3 separate regions of the Homo sapiens genome follow, and all the other regions are linked to region 1. A link is an interaction called in ENCODE POLR2A ChIA-PET data of the cell type or tissue named here. Cell type or tissue: CD4-positive, alpha-beta T cell. All regions are shown on one strand. Each heading gives the region's core, and the rest is flanking DNA. Links, peaks and the distances in the headings are about the cores only.

Region 1 (10,756 bases), core at 1,536-9,535:
CCCACAACATAACCAGAGGAGATGACTCAGACATCTCAGGGACCACGTGGAGCCTCCTGATGCCAACCTGATCCTGACCCCCTTCTCTATGGAGCTCCACAGCCTGTGCCAAGGGGAGGAGAATCAAGCAAGGCAGAGAGGTCAGGATGGAGACCAGAGAGCTCTGCTCCCATTGCTTCTTGAGATGGAGCAAATTAACGGCTTATAAATGTAATTACATTTGAGGTCATCAAATCCAATCTTCCATTCAATGTAGGAATCCCATTTATGGTCAATTCAATTTTGACTGAACAGCCCCAGTACCAGCAGAGCACCATTACAGTTCCCCAGGGAACCTCGTTGAACATGTGTATATTACATACTTGTGCTGGTATTTCTATGGGGGAGACATTCCTAGAAGTAGGACATGCACATTTTCCATTTTGACAGCTACTACTAACAAATTATGCATGTGTGCAAACACACAATGTACTGATATATGCAAATGAGTACATGGCAGTCATGGACAGGGAACTCAAAAAGAAAGGACTTTCTAATAGTTAAAAATGTCTTACAAGACATTTTACAAGTGAGTGACTTGAGAAGGTAAGTGTTCAAAAAGAAGAGCTTGGATGGTTGGGATGCTATGGGGGGATTAAGCATTGGGTAAGAGATTAGAACAGCTGACATCTAAGGTCTTAAATTCAGCCTTCTGGTACACTCTAAAAAAGCACTGAGACTCTCACCAAGGTGACATCACCCACTGGTGGCTCATTTTTTTCTGGGTCCTTCCAAATGCAATGCCTCTTTCAGGTAAGCCTCAGAGAACAACAGCTGTGTATGACCCTGAGCCCATCTCCTTGAGTGTTTGCAGAGACTTAGACTGGGCTGTGCTTGTCCTCTGCCATAGATACAGACGTCCATTGTATCCCTAGTTGGGATGGCCTGGATTTTGCTGGGACCCTCCACTAGTGGCCTCCAATGATAAAGAGTTTTTCTCAATAAATAAGGCCTTTCTGTGTATCTGAAGCAGACACTTTTGCAGGTAGCAAGAATGGCAAGTAGCAAGCTTTAAGCATAGCTACTGTTTCTTATAGCACAGGACAGGACAGGACAGGACAGAAATCTTTATAGACTTCTAGGGAAGCAGCCTGGTTAGTGCTAAGGTCTTGGAGGTCTCTGGCTTCTTCCCCTAATGGCCTGGCCACATCCAGCAGGCTTTTCACAGCCTGTGGCTGGTCAGGCCAGCAGCATGATGTTAGGTGGTGGAGGAAGGGGCTGGTGGAAGCCATGGCCACTGTTACCATTTGGATGCAGTTCTGCACATCAATCACTTCTCTTTTGCTAATCAGGATAATGTTGCTCTCAAACACTCTCCTTCCTTGGATCATTGTTGCTGAAGGCCCCCCATGGAGGGGTTGAGCATGCCTACTGCTTGGCCATCAGGAGCTGGTAATACAGTAACATAGATTCACCGTTCATGGCGCCACCTGTTTTTTGATGAGGGGAGGGGCAAACTATAGTTCTAGGGCAAGGGAGTGACTGAGACAGCTCATCTCTCTCTGGGGCCTCCACCTTGACCCCAAACTCCTACTGAGTGTTTGCATTACCCGCTACTGCCCTCTGTGACTGGTTGCTGTCACACGCCCATTGGTTCTTGCCCCCTCTCCAACCCAAGAGCTACTCTGTCAGGGTAGGACCACCACCATCTTCTTCCCCAAGTGCAGTTCAACCTCCTAGAGGACAGGCGGACTCTGTGGGGGTGGAGGAAGGGTGAGGAATACTATTATTATTATTGTGATGATTATTATAATTGTAAACCCATCCTGCTAACAGCTTTGAGTACTTTGCTGTCCATCTCCTGGATGCTCAGAGTTCTAATATTCCACCACACTTCCTTTTGTCCTTTTTTTCCCAGGGGATTGTGCTTTTCCCCCAGGTGCTGTTGAAAGATTGACAGTGAGTGACAAGGACCTAGGTGAAGGCATTTGCTACCTGGCAATTTTTTGTTCAAGAGAACCCGTTGGAGGTACATCAGTGTTAGTAGCTTGGCAAGACGGCATTAGAGAGGAAATCTCCTTGGAACATTCCACCAACTGGACTTGGAAACTTAAAATGTGAATTTCTTTTGAAATAATGTTTTAAAGGGTGATTTCTAGGCTAGTCCATAGAAAGGCTTATGTTTCTTTGGAAAAACCGTAGAAAACACTACGACTGGCGGAAGCATGCTGGCCCATTCTGCCAACACCTCAACAGCCCACATCCCTTCTGGCGAGAGTGAGTCAGACTCTAAAAGCTATGGTGCAGGGAATTGGCATTCAGACACCTGTTGGCGACTTGAGCCAGCAATTGATTGCAGTGCAGCAAGACCAGCACCTCTCTAAGGCATTTTTTTATTTGCAAGAGTTGGACATGTCGGGTATTCATTTCTTCAGGTTCTTGAGGCTCTAACTCTGACAAGTCCTGTCTGTGGTTTCCAGCCTTGCCTGTGTATTGCAGTCACCTGGGGGTGGAGGTAGGTGGAGATTCATGAGAGCATAGCTATGATTACAGAAGATGCCCATCTGGTGTACAAGCTGGTGTACAAAAGAGCTGGTTTACAAGCTTGGCTTGGTTTATATGCAGCAATTACTCAGCATGGAGCAGCCCTGGATGCACGATGTGAGCTGGTGCCTAAGATGAAGGGAAATAAGCAAGCTTATGGGTGGGTAGATCATGCCAAGGTTTATGTCAACAATGAAGTGGTGGAGAATGAGTTGCAATCTGTGGTTTGGGAAATATTGGCTTCGAAGGCCTCAGGGCAAATCAAATCATCTGGGTGTCTGGAAGAGGAGGCTGGTCTGAGATCTGGGAGAAATGAGCCCTGAATCCTTACAGGATTGTCTGAAATACTGAGCTGTAGAATTCTGCTTGGGTTTCTCCTTGGAGTCAGCCAGGGGCAGCCTGAGCCCAGAGCAGAGGTCTCAGGACGGCTTTGGGTTGGGACAGTAGGGGATACATCTGGGGGTCTGCAGCAAGGGGTTTCCTAAACTGCTTTTTCACTTAAAAGACTGCAGGGAACCTTGATTTTGTCCCTTTTTGTAGTCAGAAATTTTCCTTCTCCATTTCTGTGATTTGCCTCAGTCATTGATGTTATCCTATGGCTAGGATAGCTCGGGCTGCATTTCCTTCAGAAACAGTGAAGGCTACTCGTTCACCAGACTTGGGCTTTTTATTTCCTGCTTGTTTTATCTTACATTATAATATATAGTTTCAGGACCAGGCAGTGGCTTACACCTGTAATCCCAGCACTTTGGGAGGCCGAGTTGGGTGGATCACTTGAGGCCAGGAGTTCAAGACCAGCCTGGCTAATATGGCGAAACTCCGTCTCTACAGAATTACAAAAATAGCTGGGCGTGGTGGTGGGTGCCTGTAATCCCAGCTACTCGGGTGGCTGAGGCACAAGAATCGCTTGAATCTGGGAGGCAGAGGTTTCAGTGAGCCGAGACCATGCCATTGCACTCCAGCCTAGGTGACACAGCAAGACTCCATCTCTTTCTCTCTCTCTGTCTCTCTCTCTATATATGTAATATATATAAAATATATAATATATAATATAAATTATATATATAAAATATATTTTCAGTATTTGTTCATGGAAAGGCTTTTATTGACTAAAGCCTTTGTTTGAGTTTTATTGGCCAAAGCAGCAAAACGAAAGTGGAGACTATCTATCTGTCTGTCTGTCTGTCTGTCTGTCTGTCTGTCTGTCTATCTATCTATCTATCTATCTATCTATCTATCTATCTATCTATCTATCATTTTTATGTGCAGACAGCATCCATGGAAAGAGATACAATGTGTTGACAGCAGTGGTTGCTGATTGGGGAACGGGAATTGGAAGGCAATCTATTTCTTTACACTGTTTAAAATTTTTACCATATGCATACTGTTAGAAAAAAAGGAACGCTGAGATCGACATGTGTTATGGGTTGAATTATGTCTTCATCCCCAAATTCTTACATTGTAGTCCCAATCCCAAGTATCTCAGATTGTGACTATGTTTGGAAACAGGGTCTTTGCAGGTGAGGAAGTTAAGATGAGGTCATTAGGGTTGGCCCTACTCAAAAATGACTGTTCTTATAAAAAAGGGAAATTAAGACACAGAGATAGATACACATGTGGGAAGAACACTATGTAGATCGGAATTATGTAGCCACAAGCCAAGGAACCACCAGAAGCTAGGAGAGAGGCCTGGAATAGATGCTTTCCCAACTTCTTCAGAGGGAGCATGACCTCGTCAACACTTTGGTTGCACACTTCTAGCATCCAGAATGGTGAGGCAATACAATTCTGTTGTTTAAGCTACTCAATTTGTGGTATTTTGTTATGGCAGCCCTAGGAGCCTAACACAACACATGAAAAACGTTAACAGAAACTGTAAAGGAAGGATTTGAATGGAGAAAGGGAGGCACAGTGGGAGGCAGTGAGCACTGGCCGGGTGGATCCATCCAGGACCCTTGTGCCTGCTCCTTTGCCTTTCTCCCCTCCTGGCCACTGTCCCCAGCTCCTGGCTGAGCATACTGCTCATGGCACCTGGCCTTTTTGGATCTCCAGGAACAACAGTCCTTGTACCCCAGGTGTGTTCAGCTGATTCATGTGAGGTGACTTAATCAGTGACAATGCCCCATTCAGGATGGCCCTCCTGGAAGACGCCCTGGGGTCAACTTAACTGGTGGGAGTTTCTGAGCAATTCTCTTATCCACAAGCCACATCCTGAAACCCCAAATTTGTTAGACTGGTTCAGACTTCTCCAAGCACAGCAAGGAGAGTAAATTATGTAAGGATGACTGACAGTCATTAGTTCTATCAGAGAGGGGTCCTTCAGAGATGCCATAGTAGTTTATGAGGATGCTATATCTGGGCCTCAGTCATTTGAATGGGAGTGAGTTTAGGGTTGTGCATTGCTCCTGTGGTGCCCATGGAGATTTCCCTTGGAGCACCGCCCTGCCCTGGACTTGGCTCCTCACTGGAGAGGGAGTTACCTCCTCTAGCTCCACAGATGGCTACCCATGGCCTGACCAAAGGTTCACTCCAAGGGAGGCACCTTCAGCAGGGCCCTGCCCCTGCCCAGCTTCCCTCCAGGGCAGCCTGAGGCATGGACTACTAGGTCTGGGCAGTGCAGGTGATAAAGGGCTGCCATCTGGAGTGGGACAGCTGGATAGCAGTGACCTGCCTCCCTGGTTTGTGGTGGTAGTGTGCGAACAGGCACCTTGAGTCATCAGGGGAGTATTCTGGCTCCAAGGAAACCCTGTAAGGACACTTTGATCCCACTCAGAGACTGTTTCTTCAGGAATCCGTCTTGGGTCTTTCTCCAAGGAGTCTGTTTCAGTGAGGGCTTTGCCTTGCTTAACATAAACAGTGCCCCAGAGACTTCCCCACATCTCAGCTAAGCCAGCGAAGGAGGGATTTGGGGTGGGCTGCCTTGTCTGATGACCCCAGGCCAAGCTGTCTTTGAGGCTCATCATGGAGCCTTCCTCTGACTTTCATTGACTGCGTCTCTTTGGACATACAGCGACCACTGTGTTTGGTGTTTGGCACCTGCTGGTGAGCACAGTGGGGGCAGGATCCTTGCTCTTCTCAGCCAAGGAAATCCAGCCCCTTCTACCTCATCACTTAGCTGGTCTCTCGAGGCACTGTATCTCTTGATCTTTTAGGTCAACGGCTTATCTTGTGCTGGGTTTTAATCTGTGAGAAGCTTAAGGCCTTTCATAAGTAGTTGGGGTATAAATAAGCACACATGAAAGCCATGCTTCCCCTGGGTTGTTATTTGGATCATTGCAGCAGCTCTGAAAGGAAAGGCGTGTGGTGATTACAGGAAATCATGCTAGAGATTTAAAAAGTACATTTCTGTGGTTTTTAGCAACAAAAGAAAGATTCAGCACTAACTCTGATGCACAGCCCACTGTTCAAACTTCCTTAAAAGAAGAGTGTTTATAGTATGGTCTCCTCACCATAGTGCTCAGTGACACAAGGTGACCTCCCTCCCCTCCAGGAAAAATAGAAAGCAATGACCCTGGGATGATCAAGGGTTTTGATTTGCTTGTGTATGTGCTGTCCTGGCAAGCCTGAAATCAGAGAGTTTAACTTTGGGCCTCTGCCTTTCCTTCTCCTCCCAGAAGCTTCTATGATACACTAGACCTCCTTTCCACCCATCTTTTCAAGATTTTTCTTGAAAAATGCCCCCTTTTTCAGGTAAAATGAAAGCTCCATTAAAGGCAAGGATCTTGTCTTGTTCATGACTGTATCTTCAGTGCTTGGAACAGTGGGCATATAATAACTATTTATTGACTGAATTAATGAATAGAAGGGATGAATGATTGAAATTTAGGATCATTTAGTACTGTGACTTGCCTTGATTCTGTCCTTGATTAGTTGACACAGAATGAACTCTCATGATACCCTTCATCATCCCTTATGCCCTTCCATTCTTGATGTTCAGTCTATCAACCACTCAGTTTCCAGAATCCTAGAGTAACTCAGGATCACAGTTGGCATTTTGCTACCCTTCTTCCCCCGCCCTTGTCTCCCCCAACTTTGCTGTTCCCAGGCCTTCTGGTCCTTGAGGACCACAGGGCCAGAAACCTGTCACTGATGAACACCATTAGCCAGGTCACTGTCCTAATGTCCATCTTCCACCAGGGATTGTGTGTAATTCTCAGTAGGGGAGTACCTGATATCTTAAATCATTATAATGCACAAAACTCTCCAGTAGTCATTTTATTTATTTATTTTTTGAGAAGGAATCTTGCTCTGTTGCCCAGGCTGGAGTGCAGTGGCACAATCTCAGCTCACTGCAACCTCTGCCTCCCAGGTTAAAAGCGATTCTCGTGCTTCAGCCTCCCAAGTAGCTGGGATTACAGGCACCTGCCACCATGCCTGGCTAATTTTTGTATTTTTAGTAGAGACAGGGTTTTACCATGTTGGCCAGGCTGGTCTTGAACTCCTGACCTCAAGGGATCCACCTGCATCGGCCTCCCAAAGTGCTGGGATCACAGGTGTGAGCCACCGCGCCTGGCCTAAAGTTCTTATTTAATCTGTGATGTGGCCCATACACAGTCTGCCCCAGTTTGCAGACTGACATGTCTGTTACAATGGGTAACTCAATCTTCTCCAAATACCAAGAAAACCTTAAGAAAGAAAAATGTTTCAAAATTAATGGACACTCTTTGAGGAAGGTATTTAAGCACCAGGTAACCTGGGCTTGTGCTCAATGCCTTTAAGAGAATAGCAAAGCTCATCAGCAGGTATTTGTGAGCCAGTCAGACTGAGGATTTGGCTTGGATGAGTTAGATGGAGACAGAATATGTGGGACTTGGGCCTGGGGCCAGGCATACCTGATAGGTGTTTCATAATGCCCCTCTCTCTTCCCTCCCAAACCTTTGAAGGTTTGTTCCTCCAGCTGATCTGAAGTCAGTTGGCAATTCCCAGTTGTTGTGGGTAGGCCCTAATTGTATGGCTTTAGAATGCAGGGGCTTATACCTGTGGAAGGCTGAGTTGTCTCATTTAGATCAGTTTGCAGACAAGCACCCGGGTGTATCTGCTTTTCTGGCAAGGCTGTGATCCCACATGTACCAGTCTGTTCTCACACTGCTAATGAAGACATACCCAAGACTGGGTAATCTGTAAAGGAAAGGGGTTTAATGGACTCACAGTTCCACTTGCCTGGGGAGGCCTCACAATCATGGCGGAAGGTGAAGGAGGAGGAAAGGCGTGTCTTACATGGTGGAAGGCAAGAGAGCGTGTGCAGGGGAACTCCCCTTTATAGAACCACGAGACTTATTCACTATCACGAGAACGGCATGGGAAAGACCTACCTCCATGATTCAATTACCTCCCACTGGGTCCCTCTCACAACACGTGGGAATTCTAGGAGCTACAATTCAAGATGAGATTTGGGTGGGAACACAGCCAAACCAAATCACCGCATGACCAAGCAGATTTGTTACCTGCTCTGGCTTGTGACCAATAGAGGGATGGGAAGGATGGGAACACAGTATGGTCTAGAGGGTACCAAGACAGAAGAGGCTATTGTGCAGAACCTTGGGGAGACGCCTTCCAGAGAGACTGGAGGTGCCTCTGCCAGAGAAAAGGAGGAGGTATTGAGAGAAGAGAGGATGGAGGGGTTTTACAGAGAGATCTGTCTCCTTTGGTTAAGGTTGCATCACAGGCACAGGAAATATTAGAGTAACTGAGGGAGGTAAACTATGTGGAAGGAGGGATGCTGTGGTTTGAATGTGTCCCCTCCAAAATTCAGATGTTGCTAGTGTGATGGTATTAAAAGGTGAGGCCTTTAGGAGGTGATTAAGCCATGAAGGCTCCTCTTTATAAGGACCTTTTTGGGATTAAGACTCCTCTTTATAAGGCCTTTATGGGATTAAGGCCCTAATAAAAGAGGTGTCATGCAGCCATTCAGTTAGCTTGCCCTTCTGTCTTCTTCCATGTGAGGATGCAGCAAGAAGGCCCTCACCAGACCAAAGGCCAGTGCCTTGATCTCGGACTTCCCAGCCTCCAGAATGGTGAGAAATATATTTCTGTTCCTCATAAATTACCCAGTCTCAGGCATTTTGTTGTAGCAGCACAAATGGACTGAGACAAGGGGTACGCAGTGGGCCTGTGCCACCTTGGCCCATGGGAGGCAAACCAGGAAGCCTTGTCTCCTCACCACTCAGAATGAGGAGAACATGTGAAAGGAGAAAGGGGTTGGGGCTGGGTAGGGTCATTTGCTGACTTAAGACCTCTAATGCGTTGTCTCTGGAGAGTTGAAACATCTTGCTAAAGACCTCATAGTCAGTCTTTGCTGCAACACAGATGGACCAAGCCTGTCTGTATTGCAGCAAAGAGTGAGGAGATATTCCAGCAAAGGCAGCATCCTGTATGCTGATTACTGGGGAAGCACAAGAAAGGGGAGCTGTCAGAGGCTATAGAGCTGCATCTGTACCTGGGGAAAGTGAGAGAGAAAATTCCACGGGTTGTAAGTGTTGTCTGGAGCCTCGTAGGGGGTGGCCAGCCCCACTACCCACCTGATACCAGGAACCCTACCTCCCCACCTCTGACCCAGCTCTCCAGTGCCCAGGAGAATTCCCTGCTTTGTAAAATGAATTCTCCTGGACACTGGAGATCTGGGTCAGAGCTGGAGAGATAGGGTTCCTGGCATCAGGATCTTGAATCTGGATTTTCCCAAAATATGTTTCAACAAAGCTTTCTCTTGTGATGTATGCCTCAAATATGTTTGGGAAACCTGGCATACTCTGTTCCCCATCAAGGAGACCCACATCGCACATTAGTATATTAAAGACTCTGAGAAGTTCTGTAAAATTAAAACCTGTTTAATTTTCTTTTCTTTTCTTTTTTTTTTTTTTGAGACAGAGTCTCACTGTCATCCAGCCTGGAGTACAATGGCACAATCTTGGCTTACTGCAACCTCTGTCTCCTGGGTTCAAACGATTCTCTAGCCTTAGCCTCCCAAGTAGCTGGGACTAGAGGCACATGCCACCATGCCCAGCTAATTTTTGTATTTTTAGTAGAGACATGTTTCACCATGTTGGCCAGGCTGGTGTTTAATTTTCTTTAGCCTTCATTTCCCATTTTTTCACATTAACTTCCCTTAATATCCCATGGATCTAATGACGCCATTAGCTGGGAATGCTGCATTGATGGTTAGAAAAGATGTGGATAATGCACTGGTTTCTGCCCAGTCCTTTACATAATTGGGACCCACTGGTAGGTGTGTCTGTGAGTCCCCAGCCCTCTCGCTGCCCCACCTCCTAGCTTCTATTCCTCACAAGCCAGCTCTTGGGTTCCCTCACCTCTTGGTCACACTCATGGAAGAGTTCCAGGTTGTCTGTGTCCTCCATAAGGCAGTTCCCTAGGTGTGTCTGATTGGGGCTGATTTGGGAAGGACTGTTCTCCTTTTCTTTGGATGCTGTCCAGGGATTTGTGTTCCCTTTTTTAAGTAGCACTATCCACGTCCTTACATAACGAGCACAAAGGTGAAGGTATTTCCAGCCATGGACAAAAGAAATAAGATGGCAGCAAACAGTTGCCTTGTTAGTGAACTTAAAAGAGACCTTTCTTTTAGGTCATCTTTGCTTTGAACCAGACCCTCCTGCAGCAGGAAAGCCTGCGAGCAGGCAGTCTTCAGATCCCCTACACGACGGAGGATCTCATCAAACACTATAACTGCGGGGACCTCAGCTCCGTCATCCTCAGCCATGACAGCTCCCAGGTGAGCACCCTTTCCCCCTGCCAAGCTCAGCACACATTTAATTATAGGAATAAAAACATTACCTGGCAACATGTACATCCTGTGTACAAAGGATTGAGGTCATGAGGGCTCTAGAAATAAAGTGGGCAGATTTAGATGTCATTGAATGAGGCACTACAGCGAATGAAAGCTTTACAAACCTTGTAAGAACAGAGAGGGGCATTGATGAGGGTTAATTCCAGTATTCCAGCCAAAGGATGAAGCTTCAAAGGATTTAACAGTAGGCCACATGAACCAGCCTTGAGGAAGGGAAGGGTTCTGAGTCTGATGGCCTCCTGGCTGACTTAGGTCATACTTTTGCAAAATGATGGGGCAGAACTTTGACTGCAGCTTCAGTGGCCTCTAGGAACATGTGAACATGATATAGCTGTGTATTCACAGAATGCTTACAGGCTTAGGGCATCAGAGCTGGGAAGGCTGCTAGCATTTGCAGACGTGGATCATTGCATCCTGTGGTATTGCAGGATGAGT
Region 2 (8,000 bases), core at 1-8,000, 110 kb after region 1:
TTTAATTAGATTTGTTTTGGCTTTGAAATTAAATAATGTTTGGTAATTTAAAAATATCTCTATATTTACTATCAGTTTTAACCACAAGTATACTATAAATACATCAGTCTCCCCTGCTACCCAACCTAATCAAAAAGTAAAGAATTTAAAATGTAATCAGAAAATAGCAGCAAACCACTTACAAAAAACAAAAACAAAACAAAATATTAGGAAGGTTAAAAATAAAAGGATGCATAGAGATACTTAAGCAAATGTGAGCAAAAAGAAGATTGAAGTGATAAGGGTAATATTAACTAGAATTCAAAGCAAACATAATTAAATGGGACAAAGTAGGTTCTTATATTAATAAAAATAACAAATCCATAATAAAAACATAATAAAATGAACCCAGGTGAGCCAGAAAATAGCATAAAAATATGTCAAATAATAACTGTTAGAGGTAGAAGAAAAAGCAAGAAAAAAATAAAATCAGTCTATGATAAATGAAGTAAACTGAAAATTCTAGCATATGTAATTCAAACACTATAAATAATAGCTGAATACGTTGACATATTTACATTATGCCCTAATAAACGATACATCATCCCCTGCTCCCTGGCTATAGAATATTTATAAGAAATGGATTTGTATCTTGTATGAAAGTTAGGATCACAGTTAGTTCTTACAATGGTTATAACATGTACTAAGAATTCGCACTGACATTTCTGTAGGTACAGAATGCATATGGTATAAGCCTTTCAGAAAGCCAAAATAACTAGTGTGTTCTCCAGTAAGGAAACAGGTTTCTTGGGTTGGCCGTTAGGCACAATTGTTGGCTTGCATTTCAGGCTAGAAAGCAACTTTCTCTAGCTTGTCTGCAGGGGCTCTCCTCTGGGGGCTTAATCATAGCAATCAGAAAGCTAGTGACACAAAAATTTAGTGACACTTCTGACCATGGCCTTGGGGTAGTGTTCATCTTTGCAAGATTTATAATTTATATATGGAATATAGACAATTACAAGGTATGAGACGACAAAGCATACCATGTCACAATACTCTTTAGTTAAAGGTGTCTGCATTATTCTGAAGACCAGGTAGCAGAACCATGTATTGCAAAAGGACTCCTTTTCCAGTGAGGTTCTCATTATTTATTGTGTAATCATTAGGACTCCAGGAAATGATGGGAGAAAATAATGTATAAAATATGCATTAGAAGATGGTATCTAATAATGCATTATTTATTTATTCATTTGGAGACAGATTCTTGCTCTGTTGCCCAGGCAAGAGTGCAGTGGCGTGTTCTCGGCTCACTGCAACCTTTGCCTCCCAGGTTCAAGCAATTCTCCAGCCTCAGCCTCCTGAATAGCTGGGACTACAGGTGCACACCACCACACCAGGCTAATTTTTTGTATTTTAGTAGAGATGGGATTTCACCATGTTGGCCAGGCTGGTCTCCAACTCCTGAGCTCAGGCAATCCACTCGCCTCAGCCTCCAAAAGTGCTAGGATTACAGGCATGAGCCACCACACCTAGCTTAATAATGTATATTTTAAATAACTCCCAATAGGACACGAAGCACTTAGAAATCAAGAAAGACAAAAGATTAAGGCAATTAGGAAGTTTCTGAAGGTAAGATTGACAATGGAATTAGACATCACTTGTAAATATCTAAAGCTCACTTTTAGAATACCAGCCACCTATCAAACTATGTACAAACCTTCATAAGTCTGTAGCATTTCTGGAACAAACCTTGAAATCTAACACATAAAAACAGGAAAGTTTTTTTAAATTGTTGCAATTTTAGTCTCAAAGATATGGATAACACATGGTGCTTTCTATGAAAAAATTATGAGTTGTCCCTATAATTACTTTGCTTTTCAACCTCCACACCTTCCCTCTTCCTTTGCCTCTGTGTAGATGAGGCTCCATCTAGCCCTTTCTGCTTTGGGTCTGTCCCTAACTGTCCATCTCTGGGTTTCTTCTATGAGTATTTTTCTTTTTGTGTTCTATCTCTACCTCTAGCTGTCTCATTTAACTGGTGCATAACATAGAAACAATTTTTACTAGTGGGGGACAAAAGACTAGGGGGGAATGCACTTTTCAATAAGTTAATGCATTTATTGAACAGCTTTTTCTCCCCCTAGTCTTCATTTAGAAATCCAATAAATCTATTAGGATCTTAGAAATTCTGGTTAATGTAGACTTTAAACCACCACACTTAATGGGTTTACTTAGTTAAATAAATATTCATATTAGAAGTATAAGAGTAATTACCAAAAAATAAAAATAGAATTTCAAATCAGTAGAGGGGAAAATAAAGAGTGTGGATGATGCAACTGAAGAAGAAAGGAAGGAGAGGAGAAATAAAGGATATAAAGAAAGGAAGAAGGAAGAAGAAAGAAGAAAAAAGGAAGCAAAGAAAAAGCTGGCAGAAAAATATGCCCAAAATAAAGATGACCAATGTAAGTCCAAACAGATCAGAGTTTCTTAACTTTACTAATATTGACATTTTGGATGCTGTAGTTATTTGTTGTGGAGGGTTGTTCTGAGCACTGTAGGATGTGTAGTAGCATCTCTGGTCTCTACCCACCAGACGCCAGTAGCACCACCCCAGTTGTGGCAAACAAAAATGTCTCTAGACATTGTCAAATGGAAATCTTCCTCAGTCAAGAAGAACTTAAATAAATCAATAGCCATAATAAATATAATCAAATTAAAATTTGTCTGTTAAAAGAAAGACTTTCATGTTCCTCAAAACAACAACAAAATCCTACTAAGATACACCAAAAACATAATGATGACACACAAAAAATGGAAAGTAAAGAGTGCAGAAATATATAGAGTGGGAGTACTAAGAGAGGCTTGCTGTAATAATATTAATATTAGAAGATGTATTTTGAGGTTTTAGGTCAGGATGGCTGACTAGATGCAGGTATTGCGTGCTGCCTCCATGGAGAAGAGCCAGAATAGTAAGCAGATACTCACAGTTCAAACAGGTAATCTAGGAGAGAATGCTTGGATTCATTAGAGAAGAGACATGAAGTACCAGAAGTAAGTAAGGAGAGGGTTCAAGTTAGCTTGCGCAGCCAGGAACTGACTGGGCTGGGAGATGGTCCTGGATGCAGGGAAACAGTAAGAGGGAAATCCCTGGAGCTCCAAAACAGGGTTTTAAGATCTTGGCTACAGGAGAAACCCTTGACCCACTAGGGCCTTGTGCCTGACATATGGAACTGCCTAAAGATTGTACAGAGACATTTCTCTAGAAAGGGAACCCACACACAATCCCACAGGAATCCGAGCCTGGTGCAGCCTCAGCTGGGTGCCATTTTGAGAACCCAGATCCTGGGGATTTACAGACACAGCTGCAGCCACTGTGCTGCTCCAGGGAGGGAGAGGGGAGAACGGGCACACTCATGCACCCCCTAGAGGGTACTTGCTGCCCTGCTATGAGCTGCTGTTGAGACTGAGATATGAGTTGACCACACTTCTCACAGCTTCCTGCTTATGCTGCTTGCCTGAATGGTGCCCCACCCTCTTTAGCCCCAGGCCCAAGGTGCCCTTTTGAGAGTTTAATGCTGGGCTGAGCTCCATGCTTTGTTTAGTTTGGGCTGATGTGGCTGTAGCCTCTGCTTGGCTAAGGAAGAACAGGGAGACCAGGTCATCCTACTCATACCTAGGACAATACTCACAGCTCTGTAGCAGGCTGCTGTGAGACAGATGTGAATGAACCACACTCCCCACAGCTTCTTGATCATGCTGCCTGCCTGGGCAGTGATCCGCCCTCCCTGTTTTCAGGCCCAAGGCACCATTTTGAGAATGTAGTGCTGAGCTGTGCCTCATCCTTGGCCTGAGTTTGGGCTGATGTGACTGCTGCTGCCACCCAGCCAAGCAGGGAAAGGGGACCAAGGCTCTCCTATATATACCTAGGACAATGTCCAATGCCTTGCTACGAGCTGCTATGAGACTGAGACTTGAGTGGACCACACTCCTCACAGCTTCTCGTCCATGCTGCTCGCCTGAGAGGGGCTCCCCACTCTCTAGGTGCAAGCCCATGGCTGACACCATTTTGAGAGGTTAGAGCCATTGTTTGGTAACCTGGCAGCGGTGGCCACAGCAAGCATTTTGGTCTTAGGTGAGATTAAAGTGCTTGTTCTGGAAGGGGAGAAGGGTCCCCACAGGCAGAATTGAGCAGTGAGTGTGGAGAGTGCCCCAGTAGTAGGTGGTGGAATTACGCTCTCTCCCATCACAAGACTGGAGTGGGAGGAGAGTTGCTGAAGCTGAGGTTTTTCCCAGAGGGCAAGACTTTCAGTCAGAGACAGCTTTGCAACCTAGAACTGGTCTGCATGGGTCATAACGGGGTGTCCCAGCCTGTTTCCTTGGTCAGTTGGGGAACAGTGCCCCACCAGCTCTGAGGCGTGGGAGGGAGGCAGACTCCACTCCCCTGGAGATCTAACCCTTGCTGCAGACTGTCCCTAAAGGAGGGGAGAGTGCAGCCCACCAAAGACCCCCTTGGATAAAAGAAAACATGGGTGCAGTGCCAGCCACTGAAGGTGGTACCACCAAAGCCTGGGAATGGACATGGAGAGGGGGTCACACTTGCTCCGCCACCCTTCTTCTCAGTGCCCTGTCATGGATTTGGAAGTGACTCTTCACTTTGGAGTCTGGGGAATGCGGGTTGAAAGAGTCTGTGTCTCAAGCTTCTCCAGCAGCTCTGCCCTACTGAGGGTGAATGTGCTCTGCAGAGGTGCTTTTTGTACTTCTCTAGTGCTTCCACCCCTGCTTGTACCCATCAGTTCTTACTCTTAAGCACCATCTACTAGACTGCATCCTGAATTACGCCACCAAATAAAATTACATTGCTACAACAAACAACCTCTGAGAAAGTCACTGCATGAACCTACTTGCAACCAAGGAACCTGTACAGAGAGTTGGCACTCTGAAAGCACCTAGAAATGAAGCCAATTAATCATACACAATATACATCACAGTCATACCCCCAAGGGAAAAACGAATAAACAAGAAGCCCCAACCAAGTGATACCAAATTAAAAAAAAAAAAAAGAGAAGTATCAGCTCTCTCAGATGAGGAGTAACCAGTGCAGAACCCCAGCAATACAAAAAGACAGAGTGTTTCATCACCTCCAAAGGATCCCACTAGCTCCCAAGCAATGGATCCTAACCAGAATGAAATGTCTGAAATGACAGATATAGAATTCAGAATATGATGCAAAGAAACTCAATGAGATCCAGGAGAAAGTTGAAATCCCACACAAAGAAGCCAGAAAAATGATCCAAGATATGAAAGACAACATAGCTATATTAAGAACAGAACAGAAGATATGAAAGACAACATAGCTATATTAAGAACAAAACCAACAGAAGTCCTGGAATTGAAAAATTCGCATCAGGAAATTCAAAATACAAATGGAAGCCTTAACAACAGACTAGACCAGGCAAAAGAAAGACTTTCAGAACTTGAAGACCAATCTGTCAAAATGACCCAGTCAGACAAAAGTAAAAAAGAATTTAAAAAATGAACAAAGCCTTTGAGAAATATGGGATTATGTAAAGTGACCAAACCTATGACTTACTGGCATTCATGAGAGAGAAGAAGAGAGAATAAGCAACTTGGAAAACATATTTGAGGATATAATTCAGGAAAATTTCCCCAATCTTGCTAGAGAGGTCGACATGCAAATACAAGAAATCCAGAGAACTTCTGTAAGATGCTACACAAGATGACAATTCCCAAGACACACTTGGGGATGGATAGGAGGGATAGGACTAACCCAAGTCCACGTGAAAGAGAACTTTAAAGGCACCTAGAGAAAAGGGTCATGTTGCTTATAAAGGGAAACCTATAAGACTAAAAACAGACTTTTCAGCACAAACCTTACAAGTCAGAAGAAACTGGGGCCTATTTTTAGTATTCTTAAAGATAATAAATGTCAGCCAAGAATTTCATATCCTTCCATGCTAAGCTTCATAAATGAAGGAGAAATAAAGTGTTTCCCAAACAAGTAATCACCAAGGGAATTTTCCACCACCAGACTGGCCCTACAATGCATGCTTAAGGGAGTTCTCAATGTGGAAACAAAAGAATAATGCTTGTTACCATGAAAGCACATGAAAGCACATAGCCCACAGTACCCATAAAGCAACTATACAATAAAGACTACAAAGCAACTAAGCTAACAACATTATGACAGCAACAAAACCTCATATATCAATTTTAACACTGAACATAAATGGCCTAAATGCTCAACTTAAAATACATAGAGTATCAAATTGAATGAAAAAACAAGACCCATTCTTCTTCTATCATCAAGAGACCCAATCTCACATGTTATGACACCTATAGGCTCAAAGTAAAGGGATGGAGAAAGATATGTCACGCAACGGAAAACAAAAAAAAGCAAGGGTTACTGTTCTTATATCAGAATTTAAACCAACAAAAATAAAAAAGGACAAAGAAGGGCATTAAATAATGATAAGGGGCTCAATTCAACAAAACATCTTAAGTGTCCTAGATATATGTGTATCCAACATTGGAGTACCCAGACTTATAAAACAAGCACATCTAGGCTTAATGAAAGACTTTGGCAGTACACAACAATAGTCACACAACACACAACACCCCATTGATAGCATTTGATAGATCACTGAGGCAGAAAATTGACCAATTCTGGACATAAATTCGACATGACCATTTGGACCTAATAGACATCTACAGAATACTCTCCCTAACAACCACAAGATACCCATTCTTCTTATCTGCATATGGAACATACTCTAAAATTGACCACATGCTTGGTCATAAAGCAAGTCTCAATAAACACAAAAATATCAATATCATACTGAGCATCTTCTGAGACAACAGTGAAATAAAAATAGAAATCAATACACAGAAGATCTCTCAAAACCATAAAATTACATGGAAACTAAACAAATTGCTCCTGAATGACTTTTGGGTAAACAATGAAATCAAGGCACAAGTAAAAAACTTTTTTGAAACAGATGAAAACAGACATGGAATGTATCAAAACCTCTGGGATGCAGCAAAGCAGTGTTAAAGGAGAGTTTATAGCACTGAAAAACTACATCGAGAAGTTAGAAATGACATCGAGAAGTTAGAAAGGTCTCAAATTAACAAACTAACCTTGTACCTAAAGGAAATAGAAAAATAAAACAAATGAAACTCCAAACTAGCAGAAGAAATAAAAGAACTATAATCAGGGCAGAAATGAACAAAATTGAGACCTCAAAAACCATACAAAGGATCAATGAAACAAAAAGTTGGTTTCTCGAAAGGATAAACAAGATTGATAGACCATAAGCTAGATTAACAAGGAAAAAAATACAGAAGATCCATAATCATAATCAGAAATAACAAAAGTGACATCACAAATGATCCCCCCGAAATATAAAGGATCCTCAGAGGGTATTATGATGAGCATCTCTATGCACACAAACTAGAAAAATCTAGAGAAATGGATCAATTCCTGGAAACACACAACCTCCCAAGATTGAACCCGAAAAAAACAAAAATCCTGAACAGATTAATGATGAGTAATGAAGTTCAATCAGGAATAAAAACCTACCAACCAACCAACTAACGGAAAAAAAAGCCCTTTACAACCAAATTGTACCAGATGTACAAAGAAGAGCTGGTACCAATTCCACTGAAACTATTCCAAAAAATTGAGGAGGAGGGACTCCTCACTATCTCATTCTATGAAGTTAGCATCATCCTGATACAAATATCTGGCACAGACACAAAAAGAAAAGAAAACAAAGGCCAATATCCCTGATGAAAATAGACTCAAAAATCTTCAACAAAATACTAACAAACTGAATTCAGCAGCATATAAAAAAGTTAATTCATCATAATCAAGTGAGCCTTATTCTTGGGATGCAAGGATGATTCAACATATAGAAATCAATAAATGTGATTCACCTCATAAACAGGACTAAAATCAAAAACCATATGATCACCTCAATAGACGAGGAAAAGCATTTGAT
Region 3 (10,756 bases), core at 1,329-9,328, 79 kb before region 1:
ATAAATTTACCTTTAAGCACTGCTTTCACTATAGCCTACAAATGTTGATGAGTTGTAGTTTCTATTTTTTTTTTTGAGATGAGTCTCACTCTGTTGCCCAGGCTGGAGAGCAGTGGTGCGATCTTAGCTCACTGCAACCTCCACTTCCCAGGTTTAAGCGATTCTCCTGCCTCAGCCTCTCGAATAGCTGGGATTACAGGTGCCCGCCATCACACCCAGGTAATTTTTGTATTTTTAGTAGAGATGGGGTTTCACCATATTGGCCAGGCTGGTCTCCAACTTGTGACCGCAAGTGATTCACCCGCCTTGGCCTCCCAAAGTTCTGGGATTATAGACGTGAGCCCCCGCGCCTGACCTGTATTTTCATTTTTATTTAGTTCAAAATATGTAAACATTTCTCTTGACAGCTCTACTTTCACCTATTTATTTGGAATATTTAAAATTATGTTGTTTATTCTCCATATATTTTGGGATTTTCCAGCTATCTTTCTCTTACTGGTTTTTAATTTAATTCCACTGTGGTCTCAGAACATATTTTGTATTATTTCTATTCTTTTAAATTTGTTGAGGCATGTTTTGTGGCCCTGAATATGGTTTATCTTGGTGAATATTATATGTGAGCTTGAGTATAATGTGTATTCTGCTGTTGCTGGATGAAATATTCTATAGATGTCAATTAGATCCAATTGATTGATGATGCTGTTCAGTTCAACTATATCCTTACTGATTTTTTGCCTCATGAGTGGGTCAATTACTAATACAAGGGCGCTGAAGTCTCCAACTAAAATGGTGAATCTGTCTATTTCTCATTGCAGTTCCATCAGTTTTTGCTTCACATATTTTGATGCTCTGTTGTTAGGTATATCTAGGTTAAGAATTTGTTATATCCCTCTGGAAAACTGACTCCATTGTCATTACATACTGCCTTCTTTATCCATGATATTTTCCTTGTTTTGAAGTCTGCTTTGTCCAAAGTTAATATAGCTATTCCAGTTTTCTTTTTGGATTAGTTTTAGCATAATATATCTTACTTCATTCTTTTATTTTTAATTAATCTGAGTTTTCATATTTAAAGTGGATTTCTTGTATACACCATCTAATTGGGGTTCTTTTAAAAATCCACTCTGATGATCACACCATCAGAGTAGATTTAAAAAATGGTTCAGATTTAAAATGACTATTGATATAGTTAGATTAATATCTACCATATTTGTAACTTTTCTATTCATGTCACATTTTTTTTTCTTGCTCTGTTGCCCAGGCTGGAATGCAGTGGCGCAATCTTGGCTCACTGCAACCTCCGCCTCCCAGCTTCAAGAAATTCTCCTGCCTCAGCCTCCCCAGTAGCTGGGACTACAGGTGTGCACCACCACGCCTGTCTAATTTTTTATATTTTTAGTAGTGATGGGGTTTTGCCATGTTGGCCAGGCTGGTCTTGAACTCCTGACCTTATGTAATCTGCTTGCCTCAGCCTCCCAAAGTGCTGAGATTACAGGCATGAGCCACAGTGCCTGGCCACGTGTTATTTCCTTTTTTTTTTTTTTTTTTTTTTTGAGACGGAGTTTCGCTCTTGTTGCCTAGGCTGGAGTACAATGGTGCGATCTTGGCTCACTGCAACCTCTACCTCCCAGGTTCAAGCGATTCTCCTGCCTCAGCCTTCCCGAGTAGCTGGGATTACAGGCATGTGCCACTACACCTGGCTAATTTTGTATTTTTAGTAGAGATGGGGTTTCTCCATGTTGGTCAGGCTGGTCTCGAAACTCCCAACCTCAGGTGATCCGTCTGCCTTGGCCTCCCAAAGTGCTGGGATTACAGGTGTGAGCCACCTCTCCTGGCCTATTTCATTTTTTATTGTGGTAAAATATACATAACATAAAATTTGTCATTTATTATTATTATTATTTTTGAGATAAGTCTTAATGCTGTTGCCCAGGTGGGAGTGCAGTGCTGTGATCTCAGCTCACTGCAACCTCTGCCTCCCGGGTTCAAGTGATTCTCCCACCTCAGCCTCCCGAGTAGCTGGGAGTAGAGGTGCAGTCCACCATGCCCGGCTAATTTTTGTATTTTTAGTAGAGATGAGGTTTCAACTATGTTGGCCAGGTTGGTCTCGAGCTCCTGACCTCAAGTAATTCACCCACCTCGGCCTCCCAAAGTGCTAGGATTACAGGTGTGAGCTACCGCGCCCGGCCCCAAAATTTGTCATTTTAACCTTTGTTTTTTTTTTTTTTTTGGACAGGGTCTTGCTCTGTAGCCCAGGCTGGAGTGCAGTGGCATGATCTTGGCTCACTGCTACCTCTGCCTCCCAGGCTTAAGGGATCTTCCAACCTCAGCCTCCTGAGTAGTTGCAACTACAGGTGCACACCACCACACCTGGCTCCTTTTTAAAGTTTTTGTAAAGCTGAGGTCTCACTATATTGCCCAGGCTTATCTGAAACTCCTGGGCTCAAGTGATCCACCTTTGTCTCCCAAAGAGTTGGGATTATAGGTATGAGCCACGATGCCTGACAAATTTTATTTTATTTTATTTTATTTTATTTTATTTTATTTTATTTTATTTTATGAGTATTGTCCTGTAGCCCGGGTTGGAATGCCTGGAGTGCAGTGGTGCAATCTCGGCTTACTGAAACCTCTGCCTCCTGGGTTCAAGAAATTCTCCCTGCCTCAGCCTCCTGAGTAGCTGTGATTACAGGCATGTGCCACCATTCCCAGCTAATTTTTGTATATTTAGTAGAGACGGGGTTTCACCATGTTGACCAGGCTGGTCTTGAACTCCTGACCTCAGGTGATCCACCCACGTTGGCCTCCCAAAGTGCTGGGAATACAGGTGTGAGCCACTGCACCCAGCCATGCCTGACAAATTTTAACAATATTTAAGTGTATAATTCAGTGGCATCATGTACACTCACAATGTTGTATAAACATCACTGCTGGACCAGGTGCGGTGGCTCACACCTGCAATCCCAGCACTTTGGGAGGCCGAGGTGGGCGTATGACAAAGTCAGGAGTTCGAGACAAGCCTGGCAAACATGGTGAAACCCTGTCTCTACTAAAAAATACAAAAATTAGCGGGGTGTGGTGGCGGGCGCCTGTAGTCCCAGCTACTTGGGAGGCTGAGGCAGGAGAATTGCTTGAACCGGGGAGGTGGAGGTTGCAGTGAGCCGAGATCGGCCACTGCACTCCAGCCTGGGCGACAGGGCGAGACTCCATCTCAAAAAACAAAACAAAACAAAACAAAAAAACACTGTTTGTCTGTAGATTTTTTCACCATCCCAGAAACTCTACCCATTAAATAACAACTCCCCATTTTTCCCTTGACTTAGTCCCTGTAAACTCTGTACTACTTTCTCTCTCTCTAATTTGGGCTATTGTAGGCAACGATATAAATGGACTCATACAATATTTGCCCTTTTGTGTCTGGCTACTTCCACTTGTAAATAACGCTGCAGCACTTCACAAGTGTTACAAGTGGTGCAGGTACCATTTATGCATTCACAATTCCTCCTTCCCATCCTTTATAACATTGCGGTTATTCAGTTCACTTATACATATGCTACAATTGCCTAATACATTGTTGCTATTAGAACTTTTATCAGTTATCTATTAGATTAATTAAATATAAGAAAAAGGATTTCATTTTACCTTCACTTATTCCTTCTTGGATCCCTCTCTGAAGAACTTCTTTTTAGCATTTCTTTTTTGTTGCTTTCTGGCCTGGTGTGGCCCTTAGGTATTTAATACTACAGTACTCTCCGAATTGTTTCTGCTTTAGTCAAGTCATGGAGCAGTGGAAACAAAATATAAAATATGTTCCAGTTCTCTGCTGTCACTCCAGAGATGACCACCAGATGGCGCCCGTTCCCACTTCCTAAGGCCTCTTGTCTTCCGCACTGTAGCCGAGACACGCACGCGGGGTACCTGCAATCCGCTGATGGCTGCCGACTGCAGGCTGGTAGTTGAGTTCGTCAGTCTCCCTCCAACCCTGCATGTGTTTAGGACTCTGTGTTTAGGACTCTGTGTTTAGGCGTCCCTTGTAGGAACCAGGGCGGCAGGCTTTCCTCGGGAGCCTGGACGCCTCAGGTCATCATATAGTGATGATGATGGGGGGCCCGCCGGTGAGAGGGATCAGAGGCTGGCGGCACACCCCTCTTAGCACTGGCAGCCATGCCATGCAGGGCCACCCCACTATCCTGCAGGGTCACACACGCACGTCCCTCTGGACCAGGGAAGCTACGCATATGGGTGCAGCTGGGGGTAATTACAGACTGTAGGAGTGGTGGGGTCTGTGGGAGCGCAAGCTCGTCTCGAAGGTATTCATATCCAAAATTGCTTAAGACGCTGTGCTGCTGGCCCGGCACGATGGCCGTAATCCCAGGATTTTGGGAGGCCTTGGCGGGAGGATCACCTGAAGTCAGGAGTTCGAGACCAGCCTGGCCAACGTGGTGAAACCCCGTCTCCACTAAAAATACAAAAATTAGCCAGGCGTGGTGGTGGGCGCCTGTAGCCCCAGCTATTCGACAGGTTGAGGCAGGGGAATCGCTTGAACCTGGGAGGCGGAGGTTGCAGTGAGCTGAGATCACGTTATTGCACTCCAGCCTGGGAGTGAGACCCCGTCTCAAAGAAAAACAAACAAACAAACGACAACAACAAAATGTGCTGGCCTCAAAACGCACATCTGTAAACTACTTACCACCTTTAAAAAGTCTGGCGCGGGATAAAGTCCAAACGCGTTAGCAAGGCCCTGGGGAGCTTCATAGCTCTTCCCACCCTCCTTTCCATCCTGTCTCCCGCCTCTCTCCAATGCACTTTATGCTGTGTCCAGACTGAACGTGCCACGCCCCTCCACGCCCTTTATCCAGGGCGTAAGCCCTTTGTCCGGAAGGCCCTTTCTCCCCGTCTTCATCTCATTCAAGATCCAGCTGACGTGTGGCCCGGACTCCCCGGTGAGCTGTGGGTACATCCCAGGCTAGCTGCTGCAGGACCGTCGCGCCGCTCAACTCCAAGGAGCACCGTTTGCTCTGGAATGTGTGAGAATGGCGCCCCCTGGTGGCCCGGGAGTTGTGCAACGCGGCTGGGCACGCAGCCAGCGCTCACTGCAACTTGTCACTCGGGTCACCCTTCTCCGAGGCCACCTCCACAGCTGGCCACCAGAAGGCACCCTTCACCTTTCCGGGGCCTCCGTATTCATAAGCGAATTGATGACTAGGGAACCGATTTATGCATGGTGGGTGGCGCTGTTGGGTCTCAAGCTTGCCTTTCTCTGCCTAGCCCCGGGACCTCCTGAACCCAGTAGAGGCCTACCTTGAGGTGTATTTCTGCCCCTCTCTCCCCCATAGCTGCTCCTGAATACTCCTCAGCCACAATTTCTTCCCAGGTGGACAATATGGGCTCAAGAAATTGCTCCCTGAGTCATCAGATCCTCTCATGATGCTTAAGCTTTAATACAACATCCCTGCATGCCCCACTTGCCTAGACCTGCCCTGGATCATCAGTCTGTGCCCTCTTGGCTTGGGGAGGCCAAGAATGGGGCCTGCCTGTGTGTGGGCCAGGCAGACAGCCTCCTAGAGAGGTGACTTAGAGGCTCTGGAAGGCTCCCTCGGCTCCCTAAACCTGTGGGCAGGTGGAGAGGACCCAGCGCTGAACATCTCCCAGAAGAGATGGGAACAGCTAGTGGCTGAAGGGACATGCATCATATTCTCAGTAGCGCCTTTAGAATTTCTAAAAAAGAAGAGGCTCAAAGGCAGCAATCTGGTTATGTTATGGGTGGAGGGTGTCCAGGTTCTTGGCAGTTTGAACAAAGGATTGGACAAAATGCACAAACAAAGCAAGGAAGGAATGAAGCAACAAAAGCAAAAATTTATTGAAAACGAGAGTACACTCCACAGGGTGCGAACAGACCAAGCATAGGATTTTCTGGGGTTTAAATACCCTCTAGAGGTTTCCCACTGGCGACTTGGTGTACACTCTAAGTAAAAGAAATAGTGGCCCACTATCAGTCTGATTGGTTGCAGAAATTAACCAATCAGAGGCTGAAGTGAAGTTACAAAGTAACTTACACCTTTGTAAGTGTCTGATTGGTTGTGGAAAGCAACCAATCAGAGGCTGAAGTGAAGTTACAAAGTTACACTCCTATGCAAATATCTGGTTGCAGAAATCAACCAATCAGAGATACTTTCAATTTTCCGTCGGCCCCACAGAAAAGGGGGGTGGGGTTTGCAAAGGGAGTAGCCTCCAGTCCTTTTGTTACTTAGGTGTGGAAAGTTGGGGTTTTCCTTTTGATTTAGTTCTAGAAAGTCAGCGTGAATCGGCCTTAGGTTCCCTGCCTCCAGACCCTATTTTTCTGCTTCAGTCAGGAGGGGGTGGTCTGGGGATGTGGGGGGCAACTATGGGTTTGCCTTGAAACTCTATATGCCTTGTAAGGATGAAGCGTTTGCAGCTTAATTAAAACAGAAACATTTCCAGAGATGCCTTTATTCATGTTTATATGAGGATATTATAAGTGCTTATTTTATTTAAGAGGTTGATGAAGATTATAGTGGGGAAAAGCATCCCTTGGTACAGTTCAGGTCCTGGTGACAGGTTTGTTCACGAGCAGTGTTGGTGGTAAGGAAACTCTGATGGGTTTTAGCATTTTAGTGGGCTAATCCAGGAAGGAATGGGCTGCACCGGGATTACGTGGGTTGACCCCAGGGGAAGAGAATGAGAGGAAGTGTCAAGACAAAGGGAGAGAGGTTTGGGAAACTCCCCAGGACTGGGAGGAGCCAGAAGCCTGCAGTTTCCTCAAGGACCTGAGACTCTCACCCACTCTCTGTGTTCAGGGAAGTAGCCTCCCCTGTAGGAGCACTGATGTGGTAGATATAGTTAATAGTGGGGTGCAGGACCAGATTGAATTTCTTTTTTTTTTTTTTTTTAGACAGGGTCTCACTCTATTGCCCAGGCCTGGAGTGCAGTGGCTTGATCTTGGCTCACTGTAACTCCTGCCTCCCAGGTTCAAGTGACTCCCCTGCCTCAGCCTCCTGAGTAGCTGGGATTGCAGGTGTGTGTTACCACACCCAGCTGCTTTTTTTTTTTTTTTTTTGAGACGGAGTCTCACTCTGTCGCCCAGAGTGCAGTGGTGCGATCTTGGCTTACCACAACCTCCACCTCCCAGGTTCAAGTGATTCTCCTGCCTCAGCCTCCCAAGTAGCTGAGACTACGGGCGCACACCACCATGCCTGGCTAATTTTTGTATTTTTAGTTGAAACGGGGTTTCACCATGTTGGCCAGGATGGTCTTGATCTCCTGACCTCGTGGTCCTCCCACCTCGGCCTCCCAAAGTGCTGGGATTACAGGCGTGAGCCACAGCGCCCGGCCTAGGAAATGAATTCTATACAGAATAATCAGAGTGGTTCCTGTGCCCTTTGGCTGCTTGTGCAGTTAAGCACATTTATCATGACTATTATAAATTATTTCCTTTTAATTATAGCCAAGTTAATCATACACAAAATTTTTTATAGCTTTTCTTTTTATGAACCTTATCATGATTTACACAGACAATTTACAACATGCTTGAACTTTTTGTTTTGTCATAAATTTCCCTCTTTCTTAAATAAACAGTCATTTTACTGTAGGACAAAAATTTACCACATAAGATTATTTCTCATACAAAATTATTCTCTTTTCTTCTTAATCTTTGTTACCAAAAATACATCTTTACATCTGTGACTCTCTTTACATCTCTTTCACCTATTTACTAGTTTCTTTTTACCTTCTTTCATAAATAGGCTTTACATAATCTCTGTATTACATACAATTCTTTTTGTCAAAAGAATATAACTTTATGTCTTCCTTATATTTTTTTAAATGTGCATATTTTATACATAGAATTATATAACTAGAATCAATCCCTCCCTCCCTCCCTCCCCTCCCTCCCCTCCCTCCTTTCTTCCTTCCTTCCTTCTTTTTTTTGAGACAGGGTCTTGCTCTGTTGCCCAGGCTGAAGTGCTATGGCATGATCATGGCTCAATGAAGCCTCCAGCTCCTGGGCTCAGGTAATCCTCCTGCCTTAGCCTCCTGAGAAGCTGGGATTACAGGTGCCCGCCACCACACCCAGCTAATTCTTTGTATTTTCAGTAGAGACAGGTTTTCACCATGTTGGCCAGGCTAGTCTCGAACCCCTGACCTCCCACCTTGATCCACCCACTTTGGCCTCCCAAAGTGCTGGGATTGCAGGTGTAAGCCACCAAGCCTGGCCTAAGAATAAATTTATTATGAGTAGACTCATGCAATTATGGAGGCTGAGGAGTCCCACAATCTGCTTTCGACAAGCTGGAGACCCAGGAAAGCCTGGGCTATAATTCAGTCTGGGTCCAGAGACCTGAGAACCAGAGGAAATGATGATATGAATCTCAGTTTTGAGGCGGCAGAAGATAAAAGATGTCCCAGTTCAAGCAATGAGGCCGCATAAATACTGGGGAGGGCAATCTACTGGGCCCACCAGTTCAAATGCAATTCTCATCCAGAAACACCCTCACAAATATACTCAGAAACAACGTTTAATCTGGGTCCACTCAAATTGACCATAAAATTAACCATCACAGGCTCATACCAAGATGAGCATATTTTGGCTGGGTGCAGTGGCTCACTCCTATAATCCAGCACTTTGGGAGGCCGAGGCGGGTGGAGCACCTGAGGTTGGGCATTCAAGACCAGCCTGACCAACATGGAGAAACCCTGTCTCTACTAACAATACAAAATTAGCCAGTCTTGGTGGCACATGCCTGTAATCCCAGCTACTTGGGAGGCTGAGACAGGAGAATTGTTTGAACCGGGAGGTGGAGGTTGTGGTGAGCTGAGATCGCACCATTCCACTCCAGCCTGGGCAATGAGCGAAACTCCATCTCAAAAATAAAAAATAAATAAAAATAAAGATGAGCATATTTTGCTTTACCAGTTAATATGCTGAATTATGACAACAGATTTCCTAGTATTGAAATTTTATTGCATCCTTGGAATAAACCTTATTTGGCCATGTTTTGTTATTGTAATATACTTTTTTGATTAAATTTACTAGTATTTTATTTAGAAGTTTGCAACAATATTCACAGTAGATTTTGTTTTCAGGATCATATTTGCTTTGTAAATGTTTTGGAAGGCATGTTAGAGTGCTCCAGAGAGAAAGAGCCAATAGGATATGTATATATACAGTTGGCTTCTCATATCCAGGGTTTCTACATCAGGGAATTCAATTAATTGTGGATTGAAAATATCTGGGAAAAAAGCTTTTATACTGAACATGTATAGACTTTGTTTTCCTTGTCATTATTTCCTAAACAATACTGTTTAACAACTATTTGCATAGCCTTTACATTGATATTATAAATAATCTCGAGATGATTTAAAGTGTACTGGAGGATGTGCATAGGTTATATGCAAATACTATGCCATTTTATAGCAGGGATTTGACCATCTCTGGATTTTGCTATCTGCAGGGAGATAAGAATTCCTGTCCTACAGGATATATAACAAAATAGTGATTGTTTTAAGACGCTAAGTCTTGGAGTTATTTGATATGCAGCAATAAGCCAGAACAAAATGTGTTTAAGAATATAGTTTGGCCGCGCACGGTGGCTCATGCCTGTAATCCCAGCACTCTGGGAGGCCGAGGCGGGTGGATCACCTGAGGTCAGGAGTTTGAGACCAGCCTGACCAACGTGGTGAAACCCCGTGTCTCCTAAAAATACAAAAAATTAGCCAGGCATGGTGGCGGGCACCTGTAATCCCAGCTACCTGGGAGGCTGAGGCAGGAGAATCGCTTGAAACTAGGAGGCAGAGATTGCAGTGAGCTGAGATCATGTCATTACACTCCAGCCTGGGCGACAGAAAAAGACTCTGTCTCCAAAAAAAAAAAAAAAAAAAAAGAATATGGGCCGGGCACAGTGGCGCATGCCTGTAATCCCAGCACTTTGGGAGGCCGAGGCGGTCAGATCACGAGGTCAGGAGATCGAGACCATCCTGGCTAACATGGTGAAACCCCGTCTCTACTAAAAATACAAAAAAAAAAAAAATTAGCTGGGTGTGGTGGTGGGCGCCTGTAGTCCCAGCTACTCAGGAGGCTGAGGCAGGAGAATGGCATGAACCCGGGAGGCAGAGCTTGCAGTGAGCCGAGATCGCACCACTGCACTCCAGCCTGGGTGACAGAGCGAGACTCCGTCTCAAAAAAAAAAAAAAAAAAAGAATATGATAGTCCTAGCTACTTGGGAAGCTGAGATGGGAGGATAGCTTGAGCCCAAGAGTTCAAGGCCAGCCTGGGCAACATAACCTGGAACCCATCTCCCATAGATATGAGGGGCGACTGTATATAGATATATGAGAGGGGATTTATTAGGGGAATTGGCTCATGAGATTAGGGAGGTGAAAAGTCCCACGACAGACTGTCTGTAAGCTGGAGACCGTGGAATACCACAGTGGGGCTCAGTTCAAGTCCTAAAGTCTCAGAACCAGGGCAGCTGATAGTGTAATTCTCAGTCCAAGGCCAAAGGCCAAGAACCTGGGGGCTGCTAATGTAAGACCCAGAGTCCAAAGGCCAGGGAGCCTGCAGTTCTGATGTCCAAGGTCAGAAGAAGAAGGATGGCCCAGCTTCAGGAGAGAGAAAAAAAGAATTTGCCTTTTCTCTGCCTTTTGGTTCTATCTGGGCCCACAGCCAATTGGATGTTGTCCGCCCACACTGAGGGCAGATCTTCCTCAGTCAGCCCACCCACTCACATGCCAATCTCCTGTG

Evidence for each region. ChIA-PET counts read pairs that join two places held together with the same protein. Peaks named below come from ENCODE experiments on the same cell type or tissue, not always from the same donor. Only the 100,000 strongest peaks of a DNase experiment are listed, where the experiment ranks them.
Region 2: POLR2A ChIA-PET joins it to region 1 with 10 read pairs; 6 of 35 experiments call an interaction of 5 or more read pairs at or near these places.
Region 3: POLR2A ChIA-PET joins it to region 1 with 23 read pairs; 5 of 35 experiments call an interaction of 5 or more read pairs at or near these places.

The regions. Positions count from the first base shown.
Region 1 is chr2:84,841,351-84,852,106 of GRCh38, reverse strand. It overlaps TRABD2A (TraB domain containing 2A), which reads left to right. Exons shown (of 7, transcript NM_001277053.2): 3 at 10,100-10,246. Among named protein-coding and RNA genes, the nearest start is that of TRABD2A, 34 kb to the left of the region's middle. RefSeq lists enhancers at 4,585-5,084, 5,085-5,586. In CD4-positive, alpha-beta T cell, for the core only: no CTCF peak of the experiment used is centred there; DNase peaks (open chromatin) are centred at 2,256, 5,202, 5,786 and 7,756; H3K4me3 peaks cover 1,449 bases; H3K27ac peaks cover 7,942 bases.
Region 2 is chr2:84,737,054-84,745,053 of GRCh38, reverse strand. The region is part of intron 62 of DNAH6 (dynein axonemal heavy chain 6); the gene reads right to left. Among named protein-coding and RNA genes, the nearest start is that of TRABD2A, 140 kb to the left of the region's middle. RefSeq lists an enhancer at 3,492-3,541. In CD4-positive, alpha-beta T cell, for the core only: a CTCF peak has its summit at 3,356; a DNase peak (open chromatin) is centred at 3,403.
Region 3 is chr2:84,920,280-84,931,035 of GRCh38, reverse strand. No RefSeq gene overlaps it. Among named protein-coding and RNA genes, the nearest start is that of TMSB10, 20 kb to the right of the region's middle. RefSeq lists enhancers at 3,821-3,870, 4,511-4,560, 4,312-4,973, 5,908-5,957, 10,511-10,700 and 1 more and a cis regulatory region at 10,571-10,756. In CD4-positive, alpha-beta T cell, for the core only: CTCF peaks have their summits at 3,639, 3,838 (motif pointing right), 4,874 and 5,086 (motif pointing left); DNase peaks (open chromatin) are centred at 3,885, 5,085, 6,155 and 6,735; H3K4me3 peaks cover 2,642 bases; H3K27ac peaks cover 1,585 bases.